Regions from separate parts of the Homo sapiens genome. Here region 1 is linked to region 2. Evidence: read pairs that join two places in POLR2A ChIA-PET (ENCODE). Cell type or tissue: OCI-LY7. All regions are shown on one strand. Each heading gives the region's core, and the rest is flanking DNA. Links, peaks and the distances in the headings are about the cores only.

Region 1 (7,804 bases), core at 1,618-6,617, 190 kb after region 2:
TCCTCAATCCGTGCCCCACCCCCAAAGCACAGAACAAGTGCCCTGACTTGGTCACACCATAGAGACTTCCTAGAAGTATTGTAGGTCCGCTTTTCCTAGAGTCCTTGCTAGCTTGGACATGACTTGGCCCTGCCTACATGTACTCAGAGCATGAAGTTTAATTTAGTACCTTCCTAAAGATCACCTGGGGAGACAAAATCCAGGTCTCTTGCTAGGGGAAAAAAAAATTAAAAATCACAGGTTTGTTTGTTTGTTTGTTTGTTTTGCCAAAGTCAGAACTATCCTTCATGCAAATACCTTTGACTAATCCAGAGAAACACATTTTTAAACCTTTCCCCGTATATTTCCAAATGACGCTGGGAAAACACTGATGCCAATTCTTATCCTGGCTCCTGATCATCTTCCTAGTCTAGAGGTTGACCTTTTTTGTTTGTTTTTAATACAAGACCTTGCTATCACCCAGACTGGAGTGCACTGGTGTGACCATAGCTCACTGCAGCCTTGAACTTCTGGGCTCAAGGGATCCTCCCACATCAGTCTTCCAAAGTGCTGGCAGTACAGACCTGAGCCACCACACCCAGCCCTAGAATGTGACTTTCTAAGAGCCAGGGGAGCAGACAATATCTGGTCTTTCCAACAAGTCCCTGCATTGTAAAGCAGGTCTAGCTGAGGGCCAAATGAAAGTAGGAATCATGGGTTTGCAGCTGAGGATAGGGAGCAAGGTGAAGGGTGAGAAGTACACAATCTCAAGTTCATCCCCACAGTCCAGGTAAGGAGAGGAGAGGACAGAGGAAAGGTAGGGAAGGTAGAGAAGGTGAAAGACCTGCTCTTGCCACCAGGAAGCCAGGACCCCACTCCTACCTTCCTATGCTCTGAACCAACTATCCCACACAGGGAGGGAAGTTTTTGCCCAGCCCTGTTTCTATGAAAGAAACGACAGTTGTCTGATCAGAGAGAGAGAGAGAGAAAGCAAAGAAAATCCAGAGGCTGTAGAAAGGTTTCCCAAACACCAAATATTTTCCCCAAATTTCTTAAACTTCTCACGTATGTTTCAACCTGAGGACCTAACCACCAAGACAAATGGGCTCATCCCTACAAGGGACCAGGTCCTGATGTTAGTACTCTTCTTTGCTGGGTACCTTTCAAGAGAGGCCCAAGCAGTGAGTGTTGGGACTAATGGGAAGGAGAAGAGCCAGGCCAATTTTGTAAGAGGAGAAACAGTGAGCCAAGAGATAGTTCCTGAAGAAGAGAGGCAGGGAAGGCTTGGAATGTGGACCTCCTCAGTGGCCTGCAACCAGCGCTGCTACTTCTTCTGATGCCTTTACAAATCAACACAGTACCTCTTCCTTAAGCCCCTGTTAATGAAACCCCCTAAGCTGACCAGGATTAAAACATTCATCTACAGTCGGGGCAGAGAGCACTTACCTCCATCCGTACTGGAGAAACCCTGTAGGAACAAAAACAAGGCAGAGCGTTACTCTACATGTGGGGGTACAATCCCATCTTTTCCCATCTTTAAAGACTTAACCCATCTTTCTCCCATGCCCCAGCCCAGAATTTGACTGTGCTGGGGAAACGCAACGATCTCTTTTCTTCTGGACAATTTATTTAGAATTCCAAAATTATAATTCCCAATTTATACTAAATTTCTCCCAATAGAGATTTATTTCAATGATCTAGCAAATATCCTTGGTCATGCTGGAGAATGATATCAGAAAATCCCATCCTAAATTGATTTCATTAGATTGCTTTTCTGTCACTCATAGGTACAGCAGAAACAGTTATAAAATGGAGGGAGGTCCTGAGATGTTTGTTCAGAGCCTACTGGTTTTACGGACTCTACTCTTTGATACACGGCACCACCTGTTTTTTTGTTTGTTTGTCTTTGTTTTTTGTTTTTGTTTTTTTGAGACGCAGTCTTGCTGTGTCGCCCAGGCTGGAGTGCAGTGGCGTAATCTCAGCTCACTGCAAGCTCCGCCTCCCAGGTTTATGCCATTCTTCTGCCTCAGCCTCCTCAGTAGCTGGGATTACAGGCGCCTGCCACCGCACCTGGCTAATTTTTTTGTATTTTTTAGTACAGACAGGGTTTCACCACGTTAGCCAGGATGGTCTCGATCTCCTGACCTCGTGATCCACCCGCCCCGGCCTCCCAAAGTGCTGGGATTACAGGCACCATCTGTTTCTATATACAGTAAAATGTCATGTATTTACACTCTTTGTATTTGGAATTCTTGTCCACTTCATAAGGTGTTGCTTCTGGCCTTTTTATAATGAAAGACTCAAAAAGCAAACTATAATTAAAGCCACAAAGAGCATGTTTATTCTGCTTCATCAGAATTGGTTTTAGAATTCTAGAGTCCAATAAGAGAAGGCTTTTCAGGCACAAGGCATATCAGGGATCCGGAGAGCAGGCAGATGGGGTAATCTAATGACTCTTCCCTATGCCTTGCAGCAGGCCAGATGGTCCCACACCCAAAGATATGTCATGCTTAGCTTCAGGATGGCCCCTGGTCCTCACACATCTGCCCCTCATTTCATAGAGTTCGTGGCTCAGATTTCTCATCAATGCCCACTGGCCTGTTTCCCAGTTAGCACCATTTTGCTAGGCCCTACTTCCCCATGGAAATAACTTTGAGAAATCGTTTTGGTTTTCTTCACCTTCTGAAAGTCCTTGAAGGATTTTTCTGTTTCCTTCAGTTTCTCTAGGATGATTTGCTCTTTGGCAGATATCTGGGACTCTTCACTTTCTAGCGTTTGTATTTCTTGCTCCAGCCTGGAAAACACACAAACAAAGGACAAGTTACTTTATTGTCCTGCCATCCACGGGCAAGAGAGCAGCTCCTTCCTGTTGGGCGATTTGTACCTTCCTGGCAGCCTTTGTTTTACATTACGCTGAGGAGCCAGGCCAAGGTTTTACATTACACAGCATCTTGTGTTTCCAGCTCTGCCACTGGGCAGACATTGGTCAAGGGAAATCAACACAGCACTGCCTCCACTGGTTCACAGCCACCACTATGCAATATGTTTCGATGTTTCCCTGCCAACACCATGCATGTGCACCTTTCTTATTTGGAGGGAGATTATATTTACATAGCATAGGACATAACATCAGAAGGAAAATAGCTTCATATTCTCCTGACCGGCTCAGAGTAAGTGCTCTCTCAGGTTGGTCAAAAAGTAAAGGGCCATTCTTGCTCAAAGGAAGTATGTTGCCAAGAAATAGCTGGTGGCCAGTACCCTTGGGAGCCTGGTGTCCTCTCCCTCTGTGGTCTGGATTCTACTGCCAAAAAGAAGGGAAATGAAGAAGACAGATGCAACTGCCCCTGCCTTTTGGAACTTTCCTCAATTTTCACAGCCATCCTATGTATTTTATAAAAGGGAAATTTCAGCACTGCCAGGAGACTCTGGAAATATTCCAGAATAGCAGCTGCAGCTATGATTTGGGGAAAGTCTCAACAGCCATATTCTTTCAGTGAAATGATAATAATTACCACCAGTATTTACTGAGCACTTATTCTGTGCCAGGAACTGAGCTAAGAATTCATGTGGATTATTTTATCCAAACTTCCCAATGACCCTGTGAGTAGGGAATCCCCATTTTACCGATGAGATCAGTAGGGCTTGGCAAGGTGAAGTAACCTAGTAAAGCAGGCTTTAGTGCCACAGAGCCTTGAAGCAAGGATTCAAGCCAGGTGCTCTGACTCTAGACCCTGTTCCTAACCATTGAGCAACTCTTACCACATGGGATCTAAAGTGTTCTCCACATCCCCCACCTTGTTAAACATTACATATATTGGCAGAGTAGGATGGCACTGATATGCAGCAATGTCTTCAGGAAGAATGAAGGGATAAATGTTCTCTTGCTAAAACTCTAGATTGCTGTGCCTCTTGAATTATTTGATCTGAATTTATTCATTGGTTCATTCATTCAATCACTCATTCATTCATTTTTTCTTTTGGTCTCTTTCCCCTCTGTTGTGCTGGAAGCTTTGCTGCTGAGTCTGTGTCTGCCTATATAAGTCCCCTCCCTTGCCTTCCTCCTTTTCCATCTTTTTTTTTTTTTTTTTTTTTTTTTTTTTTTTTTTTGAGATAGAGTCTCACTCTGTCACCCAGGCTGGAGTGTAGTGGTACGATCATAGCTCACTGCAGCCTCTACCTCTTGGGCTCAAGCAATCCTCCCACCTCAGCTTCCCAAGGAGCTGGGACTAAAGGCACACACCACCATGCCCAGCTAATTTTTAATTTTTTTTTGTAGAGGTGAGGTCTTACTATGTTGCCTGCGTGGGTCTTGAACTCCTGGGCTTAAGCAATCCTCCTGCCTCAGGCTCCCAAAGTGCTGAGACTACAGGCGTGAGCCACCGTGCCTGGCCCTCTTTTTCCATCTTTTAATCTGCTCTCGGGAACTGGCCATTAGACTTAGACCTAAAATAAGGAGTTCAGAGTGGGGTTTTCTGAAAGGTAAGGAACACCAAGATCCAGGCATGAATTTATTTAGCGACATACTGTGCCCCTCAGATGGCCTTTCTGTTTCCTTCCTGGGTGTCAGAAAAGTGACCTCTGGAGGGATAATCTTTGCAGCAATTACTTTGGGTTATGAAGGCAAGCCCTATATCCAAATTAACCTCCTCCAAATGAACACAGCTCTGAAATATTTGTCATTTCACTCAGGGTAAAAGTAGAAGTCCTACAGCTTATAAGTCCCCATGGTATCTAGCCTCCCAGTACCTATCAGCTCCACTCTAACAACATGCCTATTTCACTTCATGCATTAGTCAAATAGAGCCACTCTTATTTGCCCACATGTACCCCATGTCTTTTCCTCCTCTAGGAAACTCAACTCAAACTCCCAACCATTCTTGAAGTCTCAGCTCAGATGCCACCTGTCATGAGGTGTTCACAGATTTCACTGCCAGGAAATAACATCGCTTCCCTCTGAACATTTCTTAGCACATTATTTTGTTTTATCAGAAGTCTTATCAAGTCTACCATATATTAGAGCAGTGGCTCTCAACTGAGGTGATCTTGTCCCTCAGGGGATATTCAGCAATGTCTAGAGATATTTTGGTTGTCCAAAGCTCAAGGGGGTGGGACTGGTGTTACTGGCACATAGTGGGTAGAGGCCAGGGATGCTGGTAAACATCCCACAGTGCACCGGATGGCACCCTACAGCAAAGAATTTTCTGGCCCCAAATAGTAACATACATTATTAATTTCCCCTACTAGATTATAAATTCCTCAGACAGAGGGCACAAATGCTCAATACACCTACATTGAATGAATTTAAAAAGCTGAGCTAAGTTGCGCAAAGGTGTGGCCCAGCCAAGATAAGACTTTCAGAATTTTGGAGACAAGAGTGAATTCTTCAGCAAGCTTTAACTTGAGAGGCTGTGTGTGGGCGAGACGCAAAGAGAATTTATGGAGAGGGGGCTGGCCAATCTAGAGATACGAACATAAAGATGTAAAACTTCTTTGCTGGTCCAGATGTTCAGCAAAATCTTCTACACACATCTGTGTAAATTATTTTGGGGGGAGTAAGTAAAGAGACATGAGTGTGAAATAGGAACAACACACGAGACAGTCACATTATCCAGAAACTGAATTAATTCAATGAGTAGAGGAGCTCTGGACTAGAGGTTCCCTGTGTAGACTGGATGATACTACCAACCAGGTGGGCTCTGAGCAGGTTTTATTTATTTATTTATTTATTTATTTGAGGTGTGATTACAGGCATGAGCCACCACACCTGGCCTGAGCAGATTTGATTTAAATCTCAAAGTACAGAGTACTTTAGCAGATATTTAGGGTGTGCAGTAGATTATATTATTCTTGGGCCGGTTGCGATGACTCATGCCTGTAATCTCAGCACTTTGGGAGGCCGAGGCAGGCGTATACCTGAGGTTAGGAGTTTGGGACTGGCCTGATCAACATGGTGAAAGCCCGTCTCTACTAAAAATACAAAAATTAGCTGGGCATGGTGGTGCACACCTGTAATCCCAACTACTCTAGAGGCTGAGGCAGGAGAACCGCTTGAACCCAGGAGACAGAGGCTGCAAGGCTGCAGCGAGCCCAGATTGCACCACTGCACTTCAGCCTGGGCAACAGAGTGTGACTCCATCTCAAAAAAAAAAAAAAAAGATTACATTATTCTCAAAAATATTCCCTTCCTTCCTCCCTTACTTCCATGGGAAGAGTACATGCTTCCCCAAGCCACTGATGTCAATCTTGACCATGTGATTTGCTCTAGGCTTATGGTAGATGGGTTACACTTCCCAGTCCCTTGGCACTGGCCGCAGCCATGTGACCTGCTTTAGCCAATAGGATGTGAGCAGATAAGACACAAGCAGAGGCTTGAAAAGTGCTTGCCCAGTTGAGCTTGTCCTCTTGCACCCCTTCCAATGCCAAGACAATAACTTATCTGGGCAGCTGCTGCCCCTTCAGCCTGGACCACAGAAAGAACACACATGGAATAGACCTGAGGCAAACCCATAGATAGGCACAGTGTGCCCTGGCCCTATGGGTTTCAGGGCTCTCAGCTATATAGTTCAGAAGCACCTGAAATTAGAGCCACTCAGCTAAGCCCAGCCTAGATCAGCAAATACCCAGCCTACTCACAGAAGTGTGGGCAAGAATAAATGACTTTGGGTTTAAGCCACTGAATTTGAGGGCGTGTTAGTTAGCATTATTGTGGTAATAATGAACTGGTACAGGTCAAATAGAAGTGTGTATACATTTTACATATATACACACACACACACACACACACACACACACATATGTATACACACATATATATATATACATCCTACTAATATATATCCCAATAATGTATATGCCAGTTATATAATATATATACACATATATTTATATGTGTGTTAATGTATTTATATATATCCCAATAATACCCAAAGCTAAACGATTAGAAAGAACATAAGGCACCCTCTCCTCCCTTCCCTAATCCTGAATCCTCTGAGAAATCTGGAGGGAAACAGGGCACACCTTCATGAGAATTAAGACTGAAAAAACAGAAAAATGTCAGTGATAGTTGTCTCTGAGTAATGGAATTAAAGGTGATTTCATTTTTAAAAAACAATTTTCAATATTTTCCCAGTTTAAAAAATTAGTTTGTAACTTATCTAACCAGAATGAAAACAACAAATTCCCTTTTCAAAATACCTCCTGAGGCTTTCTGCTGAGAAGGCAGCATCTCCCAGGCTGTGGCATGAAAGAGGGGCCAGGGCCTCAGCTTCCCATGTGTCTAGTGAAGGGGAAATGGGAGCACCCCAACATCTATTTAAATTCAAAATCAACATTTATGGAGCTTGTTTGGTTGGACTCCGAGCTAGGCACTACAGGGGATTCTAAAACAAACAAGATCGTGATAAAAATGGCTGACTAAAACCGAAAATGGCTGTCTCTCAGTAACTCACTTCTTCCAGTGAAGCAACCTTAAGTGGTTAAGAATTCTCTGCGACCTGATGCCCACTGGCTGGCCTGTCTCCACGGGGTGCCCTGGCCCTATGGGTTTCAAGGCTCTGCGCTATATGGTTCAGGTGCTAAAGATTTGGGTCATGATACTGTGTAACTGAGAAGGAACGAAGAGAGAGGGAGAGAAAAAAAAGGAACGAAATGAAACCTTTGTGATAACAACAACTGAGTTTCAACCCAAATGCAATGAATGAAGGAAATGGAGAGTTTATGTCAGATCCAATAGCAGATTTTTCTATAAGTTCACATGTGGCCTTGGGCCAGGCTCTGAGGGTGTGGTCAGTCCAGGCTGCTCTCTTTCTCAGGAAAACCTGAGTCC
Region 2 (7,804 bases), core at 1,778-6,777:
AGCTGCCCTAGGAAATCAATACACCTACCTTCTGAGGCTGTTATGAGGATTTCCAAGAGGACAGAATGTGAAGGCAGCTGGCCCCACAATGGGAACATGGTAGGACTTCAATGCCAGGTAGTTCACTGTTGCCCTCTACTCTGGCCACAGGCTAATTATAGCATTTTTCGAGCCTTCTCAGAGGTGGGTTGCCCCAACATATTCATGCTTTTTAAAACTTGTAGACAGGGCCGGGTATGGTGGCTCACGTCTGTAATCCCAGCACTTTGGGAGGCCGAGGCAGGTGGATCACCTGAGGTCAGAAGTTCGAGACCAGCCTGGCCAACATGATGAAAACCCATCTCTACTAAAAATACAAAAAATTAGCCTGTTGTGGTGGCAGGCGCCTGTAATCCCATACTCCCAGCTACTTGGGAGGCTGAGGCAGGAGAATTGCTTGAATCCGGGAGGCAGAAGTTGCAGTGAGCCGAGATTGTGCCACTACACTCCAGCCTGGGCAACAAGAGCAAAACTCTGTCTAAAAAAAAAAAAAGTCCAGGTGCAGTGGCTCACTTTGGGAGGCCAAGTTGGGCAGATCACAAGGTCCACAAGGTCAAGAAATCGAGACCATCCTGGTCAACATGGTGAAACCCCATCTCTACTAAAATTACAAAAATTAGCTGGGCATGGTGGTGCACGCCTGTAGTTCCAGCTACCCGGGAGGCTGAATCAGGAGAATCTCTTGAACCTGGGAGGTGGAGGTTGCAGTGAGCTGAGATCGCACCACTGCACTCCAGCCTGGTGACAGAGTGAGATTCCATCTCAAAAAAAAAAAAAAGAAAAAAACAAAAACAAAAACAAAAAGACAAACAACAACAACAAAAATAAAAACCTGTAGATAAAACAGAAACAGCAAAGAATACCTGTGGAATAAGGGCATATCAACCAGCAAAGGCTGCAGGCTTATCGACTGCCCAGCTGGAGCAGAAGCATACATGTATGCTGTTGTACACAGAAGCCAGGTTACAAAGCCTGTCACAGAGCTGGCAATGGTAATGTACCCTGTCAAACTGGAGAAGGAACAAAGAGCCCGAGAGTCCTCAAAGGCATTAGCAACTTTAGTTGATGATGAGGTGCTCATAACCTTTGTTGAGCATTTATGATATGCTGGGCATTAGACCATGCGATTTTTATGCATAATTACATTTATTCCTCAAAACAAGCGTAGGAGGTCAGTACTCTTGATAGCTGTAGTTTACATATCAGGAAACCAAGGTTCAGAGAGTTTTAAGTGACTTGCCCAAGGGCTCCAGCCATAAGTGCTAAAGCTGGGATTGAACTGGAGGAAAATCTGTCTCAGGGCCTTTAACCACTATCTTGCCTCTTGTAGATACAAAGGTGGAAACTGGGACAATCTCGACTAGAAACTTAACAAGGAAGACCGGCTTCAAGATTCTTTTTCTACTTTATCATATACTCTAAATGGGTCCTAGAACTATTTGCATGTGCTTGCTGGCTTAGCTGGTATGCCAGTTTCCTTGACAGGAAATATAGATGATATGGATGATGATGGTAACAATTATTAATTGAATACCTACAATGTGTAGACATTTACATACATTATCTCAATAAATCCTCATGGCAACTCTGTGAAATAGGGCTAATCCGTATTTTGTGGATGAACACATTGAAGCTCAGAGCTTAAGTAATTTGCCCAAAGACACAAAACAAGGAGGGGCACAGTTGAGAGCCAAGCCCTGGCCTGTCCAGCTCTCCAAAGCCCACTATAAAGAAGCACATCTTGACATCCTTTTTGCTCTTCCAAAACACATGATGTGTCATGGCTCACTGAATCTAAGAATTCACTTTGAGCTCTTAGCTGTATCTCGGATGGTAATCTTCAAGGGCTGTGTCTCCCACCTGTACCTGCTTAAAGATGCCTGGAGTTCTCTAAATACTCCAGGTGAGTGACTTTCTCTTCAGCTGAGTGGTTGGAATTCTCTAGATAATGTCTGGCCACTCCCAAGAATGACTGTTTGTCTTATATACAGGTTCGAGCACAACAGCAGGGATCCTACAATAGCAGAGAGCTGCCATTCCGTTCTGGCCATGGACCCCTCCCCAACATGCAGGGCAGAAGGTGGGGATCTGAAAACAGGAAATGACAGGGGCTGGGTGTGGGAGTGGGGGCTTCAATGCTGCAGGAACACAAGCAACAAACATCTCAAGCTGTGCAATGCTAGAAGGCAGCTGGAACCAAAACGTTGACTGGAGGATGATGCAGCTTTGTTGTATTTTAAAATGTTCATCCTTCCATTTTTTTTCCTTTAGTTTTTCTGAGCACGCTGGATGCAAAATAAAAATAAAAATAAAAATAAAAATAAACATGTAGCCCTGAACCATACTCTCCACATTGGTGATCACTTGCAAAACCTCAGAATTGGTGCAGATGGTGCAAAATTCCTTTTTCTCATCTTAGCAATTCATTTTGCCGTTAGGGGATGGGAAAGCAAGGCAAAGACTTTATCTGCAAAGGCTGTGGTGGTGGCAAGGGGTTTGCCAGCTCCCAACTTAGTCAAGTCCCCTCAATTTCACTATGCAATGCTGCAATGCACCATTCAGCATGTCATCATTTCAGTAACATGGCTCAACTTCTTATGAAAAATATTATTTAAAAATTACTTCTTGAGGCCAGGTGTAGTGGCTTATGCCTATATTTCCAGCACTTTGGGAGGCCAAAGCAGGAGGATTACTTGAGGCCAGGAGCTCAAGACCAGCCTAGGCAACGTAATGAGACCCCATCTCTACAAATAATTAAAAGAAATACCCGGGTTTGGTGGTGCATGCCTGTGACCCCAGCTATTCACGAGGCTGAGGTCAGAGGATCACTGGAGCCTGAGCCATTGAGACTGCAGTGAGCCGTAATCTTGCCACTGTACTCCAGCCTGGGTGACAGAGCAAGACTCCGTCTCAAAAAAAAAAAAAAAAAAAAAAAGAAGAAAGAAAGAAAAGAAAAAAGGAAAAAAAAATGCTTCTTGATTTCACTCTGTAATTCAGGCTTAATAAATTTCTATAAGGCTAATGAATTTCAGAATTGGGATATGAACAAAAACAATATCCTGAGAGAAGAGCTGTTTAAAACATTTAGCCTAATTAGATTCATAGATCTAACTCTCCTTCCTCTCTTGTAAGCCTGGATCGCATCATTTGGAGTATTTAAGAATTCAGGAGCATAGGCCAGGCATGGTGGCTCACGCCTGTAATCCCAGCACTTTGGGAGGCTGGGGCAGGTGGATCATTTGAGGGCGGGAGTTTGAGACTAGCCTTGCCAACATTGTGAAACCCTGACTCTACTAAAAATACAAAAATTAGCCAGGGATGGTGGCAGGTGCCTGTAATCCCAGCTACTCAGGAGGCTGAGGCAGGAGAATCGCTTGAACCCGGGAGGCAGAGGTTGCAGTGAGCCAAGATCGTACCACTGCACTCCAGGTTGGATGATAGTGAGACTCCATCTCAAAAAAAAAAAAAAAAAAAAAAAAGAGTTCAGAAACATGAATGCACCATAAACACCACGTCCACATCTAGGACTCCAGAGGTCTCAGGGGTAAAGAAAGTTAGGAGTGTGGTCCAGTCTGTAATCTGACCCCCAGCCACCCTAAAGGGTGCTCTAGATCAGCAGTGCCACTGTGGTTTGCTCTGGGTCTTCCTTCCCCCATCAAAGCTAAGAACAGACTTTTTCTGGGGATCTGAAACTCACCAAGCCCTGACTAGGGCACCATTTAGAAACCAAAAGAAGCCTAAGATGCTGCCCAACAACTAGGCCCTCAATAAATGTCCCTCGGACTATTTATTTATTCTGATTAAGAAAAAAGAAGTGTATACATTTATGGTATGCAACTTGATATTTTGAAATACATATGCTTTGTGGAATGACTAAATCAAGCTAATTACTATATGTTACCTCACATATGTGTGAGGAGAACACTTAAAATCTACCCTCTTAGCAACTTTCAAGTACAATATATAATACATCATTATTAACTATAGTCACCATGTTGTACAATAGAGCTCTTGAATTTAGTCCTGCTGCATAATTGAAATTTTATATCCATTGACCAATATCTCCCCAATCCCCCTCCCCTCCAGCCAGTCCCTCTCTCCAACATACTGATCTCATTTCCTTTGGATCTATACCCAGAAGTGGGATTGCTAGGTCATATGGTACTTCTATTTTTAGTTTTTTGAGACTGAACTTTTTTTTTAAAAGAAACTCCTAAACCTGGAATTAAGGGGCCTGGCACCCTTTTCCTGTATCTGTCCCCTTGCTGGTACCTCCACATAGGCATGCCCTTTCCTCTCTCACTCCCAGGCAAATTCATCTATTTTCAGCAAGGATTCAGGTTAAACCTGCTCCCCCTTGAAGTTTCCTGGTGACTGCCCATACCGCGGCAGAATTAGCTGCTCTGCGACCCCTTGCACGTAGTTCTAGAAGACATGTCAAGCTATGGCAGAGCTCCCTGAGGGCAGGGTTTGCCTTCAAGAACTATTCATCAGTACTTGTCAGTTGTGGGCTGTCATTACTGCCCTTCCTAGGGGCTAAGAATGTCACCAGGGAGGCTTTTGTGTTTCCGGGAGGGCTCCAAATACCGCACCCTGAAACATGACCTCCGAAACATGACCTCTGAACCTCAGAAGGCTTCTGAAGTTTTTCTTTTTTTTTTTTTTAAATGTTTCTTTCTTTCTGGTTTTTTTTTTTTTTTTTTGGAGACAAAGATTCCCTCTTGTTGCCCAGGCTGGAGTACAATGGCGAGATCTCGGCTCACCGCAACCTCCACTTCCCGGGTTCAAGCAATTCTCCTGCCTCAGCCTTCTGACTAGCTGGGATTACAGGTATGTGCCACCATGCCCAGCTAATTTTCTATTTTCAGTAGAGACAGGGTTTCTCCATGTCGGTAAGGTTGGTCTCGAACTCCTGACCTCAGGTGATCCACCTGCCTCGGCCTCCCAAAGTGCTGGGATTACAGGCATGAGCCACCGCGCCGGACCGGTTTCTGAAGTTTTAACAACGTACCACCCTGCTGCTTTGAATTACAAGCTTATTATTGCTAATATTCAATAGTATTGAAAAGTTTTGGGTTTTGAGCCCCATGGAGAATAACTCCACCCTAAAATTTTCTCCTAGCACCACAGACTCTGAAATCTGTCAATCCTTTACTTCCCCCTACCAAAAAAAAATTTTTTTTTAAATGCAGGGGCATAATTTTGATACACTTTCTTTTATTGTCGTGCAATATATAACTTAAATTTTGCCATTTTAACCATTTTAAGTGTACAATGCAGTGGCATTAATTATATTCACAATGTTGTGTAACCATTACCACTATTTTGAAGATTTTTTCATCACCCCTTAGACAGAAACTCTGTACTCATTAAGCTATATGGGTCACGATTTTTGAAACATTCTATGAGGCTAATTAGGAAACAGAATCTAGGTAAATGGATTGCACCCCTGTAGCAAACAGGAGAAAAAAGAGTGGTAGGCAGTACAATAGTTATTGATTATATTAGGGTAGTAGAATAACTACCCTATTCCATTTTCTAAATTTTTGGCAATTAATTTTATTATATCTTCTTTTTGGTCTCATCAGCGTACTAGAAAAACAAAAGGCAGCCAGGCGGGGTGGCTCACGCCTGTAATCCCAGCACTTTGGGAGACCGAGGCAGGTGGATCACCTGAGGTCAGGAGTTCAGGACCAGCCTGGCCAACATGGTGAAAACCTGTCTCTACTAAAAAATACAAAAATTAGCTGGGCGTGGTGGCAGGCACCTTAATCCCAGCTACTCAGGAGGATGAGACAGAATCACTTGAACCCGGGAGGCAGAGGTTGCAGTGAGCCAAGATTGCGCCATTGCACTCCAGCCTGGGAGACAAGAGCAAAACTCCATCTCAAAAAAAAAAAAAAGAAAAAAAGAAAAACAAAAGGCACAAAGCAAAAAAAAAAAATAACAGCAAAATAGCTTAATGTATGCAATTGATATTTTCCTGAAAAGTTGTAGGTAAATTAACACTCATCTGCCACTACTTGGAGTTTAAAAAATAAACTTATTTCACTTGTAAAACTCAAGCACAGAATTACAAATTTGCCTCATGTGCACTGTGCTTACATTCACAATATTGTTCATATCAACTTACTCTTATAAAAATAGAGGTTCTGGTAGGGCATGGTGGCTCATGCTTGTAATCCTTAGCACTTTGGGAGGCCGAGGCAAGCAGATTGCCTGAGGCCAGGAGTTCAAGACCAGCCTGGCTAACATGGTGAAACCTCGTCTCTACTAAAAATACAAAAATTAGCTGGGCATGGTGGCAGACACCTGCAGTCCCAGCTACTCGGGAGGCTGAGGCAGGAGAATCGCTTGAACCCGGGAGGAGGAAGTTGCAGTGAGCTGAGATGGCACAACTGCACTCCTGCCTGGGCAACAGAGTGAGACACTGTCTCCCCACTCTAAAAAAAAATTAGAGGTTCTCCTTACTTTTTATTTCATAAATTAGCAATGTAATCATATTATGACCAACAATTCTTAAAGAAAGTAAAAGATACTTGTTTAGAAAGAAAACTATTATCATCTCCACCCCGACTCAATTGATCTAAGATCCTATTTCTAAACTCACATTTTTTCTTTTCTCTTATTTCTAAAATTTACTTATTATATATTACTTGTACATATTTATGGGGTACATAGTGATGTTTCCGTACATACAATGCATACTGATCAGATCAGGGCAATTAACATATTCATCATCTTGAACATTTGCCATTTCTTTGTGTGGGGAACATTCAGTGCCCATCTTCCAGCTATTTGAAACTGTATATTATTGTTAACTACAGTTATTCTATGGTGCTATAGGACACTAAAACTCATTTTTTAAAAAAACCAAACAACTAGAATATTTTTGCATCTTTGTTACCTTCTGCCTGGGTGGAGAGTAAGTCTCCCATAAGAATATATCCCCAATAGATAATGTCAATCAGTGATTAACAGCTCAGTGATAATCCCTTCCCTGAAAAGTCTGTTTTCAGCTTAACCTTCCATCGGGCTAATTGATGACTTATCTTCCATTAGGAGTGCCTTGCACATCAAAGCATTGTTTGGGAACAGAGCAAAAACAGACTGGAGAGAGGGAGACCTCTTTCACCCTGGGGCTAATTGCTGGAATTGAATATTTCCTAATGGAGATAGGGGCTTTTAGTTTAATAAACAAGCCATTTGTTTGGGAACTGAAATGGCAATCCAATTTCTGGACTGTTGACGGATTTAAATGCACATATCCCCTTGTGCACCCATACAAAGCAACATTGCCTTTGTCCTTCAGACCTCTCAAATCCACTCATGGCTGGCTGGCATTCTCTGCTTTTCCTAACCTCCCACCTTACTGCACATGGGTCCTCTCAAGGTACCTGCAATCATGGAGCTGCACTGGGACAATGTAAGCATCAAGCTAAGCACCCATCACCACCCTCTTCTCATCATACTCCTTTGTGCACACCCACAAGGGAGTCCTCTCTTCCCTCTACCTAAAAGGGAAGGTTGTAGCCTTACACATCCCCCCCAGCAACAATGATAAGACCAGCTTGAGGTGGTTAAGAGTATGGCCCTTCCCCTCTAGGCCAGCACTCATTTCACATATTTAGACGCTGCTCTTCTGAGGTTAAAATATTAATAGAATCTTCTTTCTGCCAGCTACCTCTGGACCCAACTCTCTGATTTCTTGTCTCCTGCATAGTCAGCTCTCCCAGGCTATAGTCACAAGTTCTCATTGTGTGGG

The links. ChIA-PET counts read pairs that join two places held together with the same protein. Peaks named below come from ENCODE experiments on the same cell type or tissue, not always from the same donor. Only the 100,000 strongest peaks of a DNase experiment are listed, where the experiment ranks them.
Region 1: POLR2A ChIA-PET joins it to region 2 with 7 read pairs; 3 of 35 experiments call an interaction of 5 or more read pairs at or near these places.

What each region holds. Positions count from the first base shown.
Region 1 is chr9:109,918,704-109,926,507 of GRCh38, reverse strand. It overlaps PALM2AKAP2 (PALM2 and AKAP2 fusion), which reads right to left. Exons shown (of 11, transcript NM_007203.5): 4 at 2,659-2,773; 5 at 1,426-1,447. Among named protein-coding and RNA genes, the nearest start is that of PALM2AKAP2, 140 kb to the right of the region's middle. RefSeq lists enhancers at 64-113, 7,350-7,419, 7,530-7,699. In OCI-LY7, for the core only: CTCF peaks have their summits at 2,834 and 3,036; DNase peaks (open chromatin) are centred at 6,317 and 6,547; H3K4me3 peaks cover 210 bases; H3K27ac peaks cover 2,174 bases.
Region 2 is chr9:110,106,257-110,114,060 of GRCh38, reverse strand. The region is part of intron 7 of PALM2AKAP2 (PALM2 and AKAP2 fusion); the gene reads right to left. Among named protein-coding and RNA genes, the nearest start is that of C9orf152, 98 kb to the left of the region's middle. RefSeq lists an enhancer at 7,438-7,804. In OCI-LY7, for the core only: no CTCF peak of the experiment used is centred there; a DNase peak (open chromatin) is centred at 3,710; H3K4me3 peaks cover 2,844 bases; H3K27ac peaks cover 3,730 bases.